Linked DNA regions of Homo sapiens: regions 1 and 2 are each linked to region 3. A link is a contact called in ENCODE Hi-C or POLR2A ChIA-PET data. All regions are on one chromosome and are shown on one strand. The core of a region is the stretch at or near the end of the contact, and the rest is flanking DNA. Distances in the headings are between cores, read along the strand shown. Region 1 has its middle 22 kb from the start of RASGEF1B. Region 2 has its middle 10 kb from the start of LINC01088. Region 3 holds the start of ANTXR2 (ANTXR cell adhesion molecule 2).

Region 1 (2,802 bases), core at 256-2,755, 1.4 Mb after region 3:
CTGGTAGAAAGATTCCAAAATTACTTAAGGTGAAAGAAAGATCAGGAGTTTGTCTTGGTTGTAACTGTTGTTGTTTTAAAGATACTGAGCAAATTTTAACCATGTGGAGGAATGCTATAGAAAGAGAAGGATTTAGGGTATAGTTATACTTCTATTTGTTTGAATTTGACTTTGGCCAAATCCTAAGAACAGAATGAAAAAAGGTGTATGACTCATACGTGATTGCCACAATTCTACACCTGTAGCTTCAAATAAAAAGGAGTCAAGAATGAGTATCTTCTTGAAAAAAAAAAAGATAACCAGAGCAAATTTAGGAAATGATGAATATACACTTATTTACTGTACTGTTACTAAGTGAAAATCACTAATAATCCAATAGAAAATCAGAAAAAGACATAAACATACAGTTTGTACCTGAAAAGGCTTTTATACTGATAAAAAAGGGTCACTCTCACTCACAATAGCAAAATTGTAAATTAAAACTAATTCTGAGATCTTTTCCTTTAACTCATAAGATTTCCTTTAACTCATAAGAAAATCTACCATAGTGGAGGAATACGAATGCATATATGTTTTGATCAAATAATACCAACTAAGGAAAATTATTGTATAGATACCTTCCACTCATTATGTGAAATATCACATAAAGAACATTACTCATTCCATTATGAGAAAAGATTAGAAGCAACTATCCATCATTAGTGAATTCGATGAATAAATTGTATTTATTTAATAAATAAAATGTAATAACAGAATCAAACACTTTGCAGTATAATAGGAAACCACAGGGACACTACGTATTGATATGGAATGCTAATATATTGTTTAGTGAAAAAATATATAGAATCATTATGTAGAGTATCCTACAATATATATAAAAGAGGGAGACCAGGTATGATGACTCACATCTGTAATCCCAACATTGTGGGAGGCTGAAGCAGGAGGATCACTTGAGACCAGGAGTTAGAGAGCAGCCTGGGCAACATAGTAAGAAAAAAATGTTTTAAAAAATTAACTGGATGTGGTGGTGCATGCCTGTAGTCCCAGCTACTCAGGAGGCTAAGGTAGGAGAATCACTTGAGCACAGGTCTTACTCTGGGAGGCAGAACAAGACCCTGTTTTTGTTCGTTTGTTTGTTTGTTTCTTTGTTTATAAAAGGAAACAAGAAGGAATATATATTTGTACTGTAATATTTTATACATGAAAAATTGGGGTCAGATAAATAAGGAACTGGTAAGTAGTTAGCTATTTAGGGGAGGGGATGGGAACTTGGTGGGTGTAAGACAGTGGGTGGGAGAAACAGGAAGGAAACTTTTCACAAGACAGTTTGTCATATTTTATTGTGTTTGAACAGCATAAATATAGCACATATTCAAAAATCTAAAAATTTTGGAAAATCCCTATCAAAAGCCATGGGAAATGCATGTTTTTAAGTAGAAAGTATCCCAGACAGTCTTATATCCCTTATTCTTGCTGTGGAGTTTCAGAATCAATTCTATTACTTACCAGTTTCGCTAAAAATGAAACTGAAACTCTGCATACTTCTCATATACTTAGTCCTAAAAATAGACTCAGGGAAAAAACTCAGAAAAAAAACCTTCTCATGATAATTTTCAATATTGATTTTTGTTGCTTTACAGAATTACAAAGTTTTAGATTACACTTAAACATGCACTATTTAAAGCCAAACAGACCACTGTTGAAAGATATCCAAACCAAGGCATGTGCTTACATGATACTGAAGTAATGGTGTCAAAGTAAAATTAATCTTTTTCTCCCATCAAGCTCTCCATGGAATCCAAGAGAGGGAAACGCTATCTCACACAATGATGGAGAAAATTTCATCTAAGAAAATAAGGAATTATTATTATTATTATTATTATTATTATTATTATTATTATTATTTGAGACGGAGTCTCGCTCTGTCGCCCAGGCTGGAGTGCAGTGGCCCGATCTCAGCTCACTGCAAGCTCCGCCTCCCAGGTTCATGCCATTCTCCTGCCTCAGCCTCCCGAGTAGCTGGGACTACAGGCGTCCGCCACCACACCCGGCTACACCCGGCTAATTTTTTGTATTTTTAGTAGAGACAGGGTTTCACCGTGTTAGCCAGGATGGTCTCAGTCTCCTGACCTTGTGATCCGCCCACCTCGGCCTCCCAAAGTGCTGGGATTACAGGCGCGAGCCACCGCGCCCGGCGGAATTATTTTTTCACAGGCAAATCAATAAGATAAAAAGTAACTGTGGTTTGCTCATTTGCCTCTTAGCATCTACTACTTTGGGTTATCACTTATCTTTGTGCATGGATTCTATTACAAAAAAGTATGGGACTGTTATCATTAGCACTTTGTCCAGTGCAATGCATACGATAGATGCACCATAAAAGCCTGACCTACCACAGTGAAATATATGGGTTCTAGGGTCTCTGTGACCTTGACAAGTCAAACATTCTTTCTCTGGCTTAGCTCTCAATTTCTTTATCTGGAGGTGGAGTGCCTAACTTGGGATACCTCACAATGTTGATATAGTGGCCAAATAACACAATAAATGTAAAAGACTTTGGAAAGTATAAATGAAAGTTGTACTACTGTTACTGCAATTATGACACAGATATAAACAGATAGGGCAGAGGGGGGAAAAAGCTGATTCCAGAACATGCTTCATGGAGTCTCACTCCTACAGAAGAGCAAAAGGAAACCTAGGTAGGTTAAGTAACTTGCTCAAAATCAAGTAGCCAGTCAGAAGTAGAAGTGAAGACAAATTCTCATTCACATGTTTTGACTGAATGACTCATTTTTCTACTAC
Region 2 (2,846 bases), core at 92-2,591, 1.1 Mb before region 3:
AATGGCGAATAGAAATTCACCTTATATCAGAATTGTTCTGATTCTTCTAGGAAAGGATATTTAAAAATCCTTTCAACTTCCTCTGTCACGTAAATACATTCTTTATATTAAAATATAAAACAGAGCATTAGCAGTTACGGGGACTTCTGAATTGGCTAGAAAGCCAAATCATCTAATTTGGCAGGGGACAAAAATCCACTCTAGAGTTTAAACCATTTTGGTTGACTATCTAGAGAGCTCATATGACTTAAGCAAGTGCATGATTTAGCGAATTCATGCCAGGCTTGAGAAGAATGTGTAAATGTGGGTTGCAGTCTTGCTTCTCTTACCAGCTGCTTGAGTAGGCAACTTCATTTATCTGGGCCTCATTTTTCTCTTGTGATACAGGTTTACTCTAGATTATTTCTGAAATTAAAAATTGTCATTGAATTTTTTCCTAGGATAGGACCAGATTCTGAGCAGAAATAATTTTTCATATACAGACTCAAAATGTACTATATAAAATCATCTTTTTTCATGACATTCCTTAGAAATTCTTTGTTGGATTGCAGTTGTCCAACAAAAGTTGTTCTCTTTGTTTTCCATGTGCCCTTATTCAGGGCAAAGACTAAGCTGCACAGTAAGGAGACCCATCAACACAGTGACAAAAAACAAACAGACAAAAAAAATGAGGCTACACCACATTTCTCAGACTCCCTTGCATCAGGCGTGATTAAGTTTTCACCAATTGAATGTGAGGAGAAGTGAGGTGTCTAAACCCTGATCCCAGTCCTGAAGGCAGTGGAAGTGCCTCTTTCATGTGTTCCCTTTTCCTCCAGCTGAACTCCGGGCTTCAACTGTGCAGGTAACAGTGATGCCCAAGGGGGTGGAACAAGATGAAAGGAGTCTGAAACCCTAATGACAAAATGGAGCAGAGCCACCCCACCAAATTGGATTGCTTTCCTCAGAGCTGTTTGAGAAGAGATACAAACTTTTGTTTTTAAAGTATGGTTCAGTGTCTTTATTTTAGCTGGTTAGCCTTGGCCCTAATAAATCAAGGAATTCTTCATGTAATTGTTAAAACAACAAACTTAAAAAAATGCATTTTTGTTATACTCAGTGTGAGGCCTGATGTTTCCCTGCCTCACTGTCATTCTTGATATCCATTTTCACCACTGTGCAAAAACCACTGTGCAGTGCATTGTAAGCACTTAAAAAATATTTGTTGACCTACCACATGCAGGACAGTTCTCCAGGTGGCCTTGTATCCACCCAGTTCCCCCTCCTTTTTCGTCTGTAGTTCTCAAGAGAGACTGTAGAATGTGCTGGGAATGCAACATCCTGAGATAAGGAGGGACTGACCTGAAAGGCCCAGGCTTTGTGCCAGTCGCTTCTATGTTGTCTTCTAATATCTCATTACTAAAATAGAAGTGATTTTTTTTTTAAGAGACAGGGTCTTGCTCTGTTGCCCAGGCTGGAGTGTAGTGGTGCAATCACCACACGTGGCTAATGTTTTAATTTTTAATTTTTTTACCTGTTGCCCAGGCTAGTTTCAAACTCCTGGCCTCAAGCAGTCCTCCTGCCTCAGCCTCCCTAAGCACTGGGATTACAAGCACGAGTCACTGTGCCTGGCCATAAGTGAAATATTTAAAGTAAGAAGAGGATGTGAACAAGTTTTGGTCCATCTTGTTCACAATCTCTTCTTTTCTCTGTACTATTTTCTCTTGTAATTTCTGTACTAAATAACAATCCTCATAATCTACTCCAAGCTGGCATTTGTTGTCTTCAGGGATGACCTATGCTCCCAGGATGATGAGTTTCTATAATCTAAATGCAATGGCTCACATTTTAGACTTAAAGTATTATATTTCACACTGTGTTGTTCCTCTTATAGGTCTTTCTATTTCATTGCTTTTCTGGAATGTAGGGGTATATGGCTCTCTTCCCATGTGTCTAGGCACAATTGTCTATTGTGGTCACTTGAAAAGAATACTTGGGAAACTCTTCCCTTTAGGGTGCAGGAGGTAGAAGCAGTGGTAGAAGTGGATGGTGGTTAGATCGTCTTGGTTTTTACTGAGAAGGAAGCCATTTCTTGCCAGAGTTCTGCTCAAAAATCACTGCTTGCTTTCTAGCAAGTGTTCTCTCTGTTGTTACAGCCACTCATCTGTAAGTTATTGTAGTAGTGGTTATTAAGTATCATTTCAGATATCAACCAAATTCTGACTGTGAACTATTTTTGTGTTAAATGAAATATCATTTGTTTTAACTATGCAAATAGAAACTATTTCTTTACAATAAGTATTAACTTATCAGATCATGAATAAGAGAAAGACTGTAAATTGAATACCCGATTTTATGTATGTTTAAACGTGGACAAATAGGTTAATCATTCTCCTGTTAATTTTTTTTCTCTCTTAAAAGGCAAAGGTGATTAGCTGATCTGTGATCTGAAGGGAAATGACTTTGATCATCTTATCAACCTTTCCATTTAGCTTTCTTTAAATGGACCCATCTTATATAGTTGGCTTGGTACTATTTCCAATATACTTGCTATTTGAAATCAAAATTCTTCCCGGGTGACTAAGGAAATTTGGGTTAAAATGTTAGTTCAATGACTTTTTTCTCAATGACCTGGTGAAATAACTTTACCTCAAAATTTTAAATTGGTCTTTAGGAAAGAAAACTTGTTTGCACATTTTAATCTTGATATTAGTTCATGCAGGCCTATATATTTTTCGAGGGGCAAAAATCCAAACTTTAAATCCATAACCCAAGTTTAAATCCATACTTGCTTGCTGTGACTTCACTTGGATTTGAATAGGAGGCCCACCTTTCTTCTGATGTTTTAAGTAGGCAGTTGTAGATGG
Region 3 (2,700 bases), core at 65-2,564:
TAGAGTGGAACCCAGCTCTTCAGAGTAAACACAAAAGCCTTTCTTCGCAGGAAATGCAAACCACATTGGGCATGTTAACCCTAGGCTTTTCCTGGCTCCAATGAAAGCGCTATGATTAGGATAAAACCAGGCAAACTTTAGCCTGCGTACGAGCAGGGTCGAGGAGGTGGGTAAGGACTCTGTGGCCGATGGAGCGTGGCCCGCAAGAGGCCACACTCCCATTTCCCAAGAGGCCAAAAGACTGGCAAACAGTGAATACCCCAACTCCCCAAAGAGCCAAGTAGCCCGGGGCTCCAATCACTACCCCCGACCCGGCTGATCTCCGCCCACACAGATCCGAACGCGCTTGCCCTTTGAAAGAAGACAGCAACAGGGCACCCCTCCGCGGGTTTCCAACACCACTCCCCGGGGTGCGCACACGCATCTCAGCCTCAGCCCCAGCTGATCCAGTGCCGCCCTCACCAGGAGACCCTGGACCTCCCTCGCACACTCACTTGTCCAGGACGAAGTAGAGATCAAAGGCTCTTCTGCAGGAGGGCTGCTCCTGGGCGCGCAGCAGCCCCCCGGGACCGCTGAGCACCAACAGCCACAGCCCGGGGAACAGCCAGCTCCCGGGGCTGCGGGCCGGGGACCGCTCCGCCACCATCCTGCGGCCGGGGGCCTGAGACTCCCTCCCGCTCGCAGTCCCCTAAGCTCAGGAGGGTCGCAAAGGTGGCGGGAGTCACCCGGCACGCACTCTGGGGTGGGGGGCGGCGAGCAGCTGAGACGCCGGCGCCTGCGGCAGCGGGACCCACCAGCTGACAGGGAGGGAGAGAGGGAGGTCCTGAGAGGACAAAGGGAGTCTCCGCCACCGCCGCAGCTGCCGCCGGAACTCTTGACGAATCCCAGTGGAAGCGCGATCCAGTCCTCCCCCTCCCGATTCCGGAGAGTTCCTGCAGACAATGCGGGCCCACGGCGACAGCTCGCGAAAGGAGTTCCTCTCCGGCCTGGGGCCGAGCCTCCAGCGCCCGCCTCGGACCCGGACCTGGAACCCACCCCGCCTGGAGGGCTGAAGTCCCCCCCGCTGCCGTGCGCTTCGGGACAAGGGGTCCCTGGGACGCGGCGACGGCAGAACAAACTAGGAGTGGAGACTCTTCTCCTCCGGCGGCCCCAACTCCCTCCGCACTCCGAAACTTTCCTCCCGGTGCTGGACTCTGGCACTGCGCTGACAGGCCGTCCCCTTTAGGGGAGGAGGCTAGCTGGCCCTGGGACTCCCGGCTGGAGAGAAGCCACGCCGAGGGCAGGAGCCCGCTCGGGCCGGGTCTGGGCTGCGTGTGTCAGTGTGCGCCTGGGGACGAGGGCGGGGCCCCAGCTGAAGCCTCCGAGCCACACATGCACACTTGTGGGTTCCTGCCGAGTTGAAGATGACTAACGCTTGCCAGATTTGGGAAAGGGAAGAAGGAGTTTAGAAAAACAAAAGTTATCTAGAAACTAAACATACCCGTATGTCCTGCAGGCCTGGCCTATTTTAGCAGCTGTGCTAAAACAGCCCCCATGCGTGGTTCACAAACCCAAGACTAAGGATTCCATGGGAGGTGACGGCCTCCTCACTCCTCACTCCACCCCACCCCTACTACCACAAACACTCTTTATGAACTTCCTCTTTTTCTTCTAAAGAAACCTGCTTAGTTTTTTTTTTTTTTTTCTTTAAAAAAAGCCAAGCCAAGGAAAGGCCGGAGTGGGGAGTGGGAGGGGATAGCAGGCCTCTTTGGGAGTGGAAAGTTGTACCTCAAAATATTTCAGCCCACTGTCATTTCCCTGCAAGCTCCAGTTTTGGAGAATTTCAGCTTTGGGCAAGCTAGGTCTCCTTTGCAAAACTTGTGCAAGCACTCAAGTTTGTGCACAAATCCTCTGTCTACTAGTTCTGCTCTCCCTCCTCTCTCTTCCCCCCACCTCCGTGACTTCCGCCCTCCCTTAGTCAAAACTGGCTTTTAGAACCTAAATACCTTTTCATTTTTAACAAAATCAATGCTTTATGTAGTACTTACATATACATCTCTTCTGTTTGTTGCCATATGTATTTAACTTTTCATTTATTATATTTGATATACAACCAGATATGTCAGCTCTTTGAAGATAAAAATTAGTTACTTTAACAAAGATTCATTGAGTGCCTATTATTTGCTAGGCACTGTTCCAGAAGTGGAGGTTAGTGCACAGAACAAGATAACAAGCCCTTGCTTTCATGAAGCTGACAGTCTGGCTGAAGAGTGAAAACAGACAATAAGAAATAAATACATAAGCAAGGAAAAAAAATGTCCATATTGGAAAGGTGGCCTGTAGAAATTTAAAATATTGTGATGATAAAGAATGACAGACTCAGTGACTAACAAAAAAGACCCAGTCATTCCAAGAGCTCTAAGGGGAAACATTTGGAGTTACTGCAAAGGTCCATAGACATTAGCTTAGCATATTCAAAAAAGAAAAAAAAAAAACTGTGTAGCTGGAGCTTTGCAGGTAAGATGATGTAAGACAAATAGGCAAGGGCCAGATTATGTGATGCTTTGTTTACTGAGATAAGGAATTCAGATATTTAATATTGAGTGTGACAGGAGGTTATTAGAGGGGTTTAAGCCCAGGAGTGGAGTGGCAGATGAATTGATATGATCTGTGTTTTTCAAAGATCATTCTGGCTGCAATGAGACAATGAATTTGGAGTTA

The links. A loop is a pair of places that touch in the nucleus more often than their neighbours do. ChIA-PET counts read pairs that join two places held with the same protein, here RNA polymerase II (POLR2A). Pooled maps may share reads with other maps.
Region 1: a map of naive thymus-derived CD4-positive, alpha-beta T cell shows a loop between it and region 3 (4-fold over the local background). The contact joins the enhancer-like site here to the promoter of ANTXR2 in region 3. A Hi-C loop is called at or near these places in 2 of 168 maps with a recorded cell type or tissue (naive thymus-derived CD4-positive, alpha-beta T cell and sciatic nerve), 1 of 37 single-sample maps with no recorded cell type and 5 of 50 pooled maps. POLR2A ChIA-PET finds 5 or more read pairs at or near these places in 1 of 52 experiments (activated naive CD4-positive, alpha-beta T cell).
Region 2: a loop to region 3 is called in a map of testis, with 8 times the contacts of the local background. The contact joins the enhancer-like site here to the promoter of ANTXR2 in region 3. A Hi-C loop is called at or near these places in 7 of 168 maps with a recorded cell type or tissue (IMR-90, aorta, breast epithelium and 4 more) and 18 of 50 pooled maps.

What each region holds. Positions count from the first base shown.
Region 1 is chr4:81,492,811-81,495,612 of GRCh38, forward strand. No RefSeq gene overlaps it. Among named protein-coding and RNA genes, the nearest start is that of RASGEF1B, 22 kb to the left of the region's middle. RefSeq lists an enhancer at 814-2,013. Within about 2 kb of position 1,506, at least 6 of the 41 ENCODE cell types and tissues checked have a DNase peak (open chromatin) inside an H3K27ac peak, as active enhancers do.
Region 2 is chr4:78,959,835-78,962,680 of GRCh38, forward strand. No RefSeq gene overlaps it. Among named protein-coding and RNA genes, the nearest start is that of LINC01088, 10 kb to the right of the region's middle. Within about 2 kb of position 1,342, at least 2 of the 41 ENCODE cell types and tissues checked have a DNase peak (open chromatin) inside an H3K27ac peak, as active enhancers do; they include testis, where a contact is called at or near this core.
Region 3 is chr4:80,071,915-80,074,614 of GRCh38, forward strand. It overlaps ANTXR2 (ANTXR cell adhesion molecule 2), which reads right to left and starts at 1,315. Exons shown (of 17, transcript NM_058172.6): 1 at 495-1,315. The coding sequence starts at 646. RefSeq lists a silencer at 605-764 and enhancers at 945-1,054, 1,385-1,664.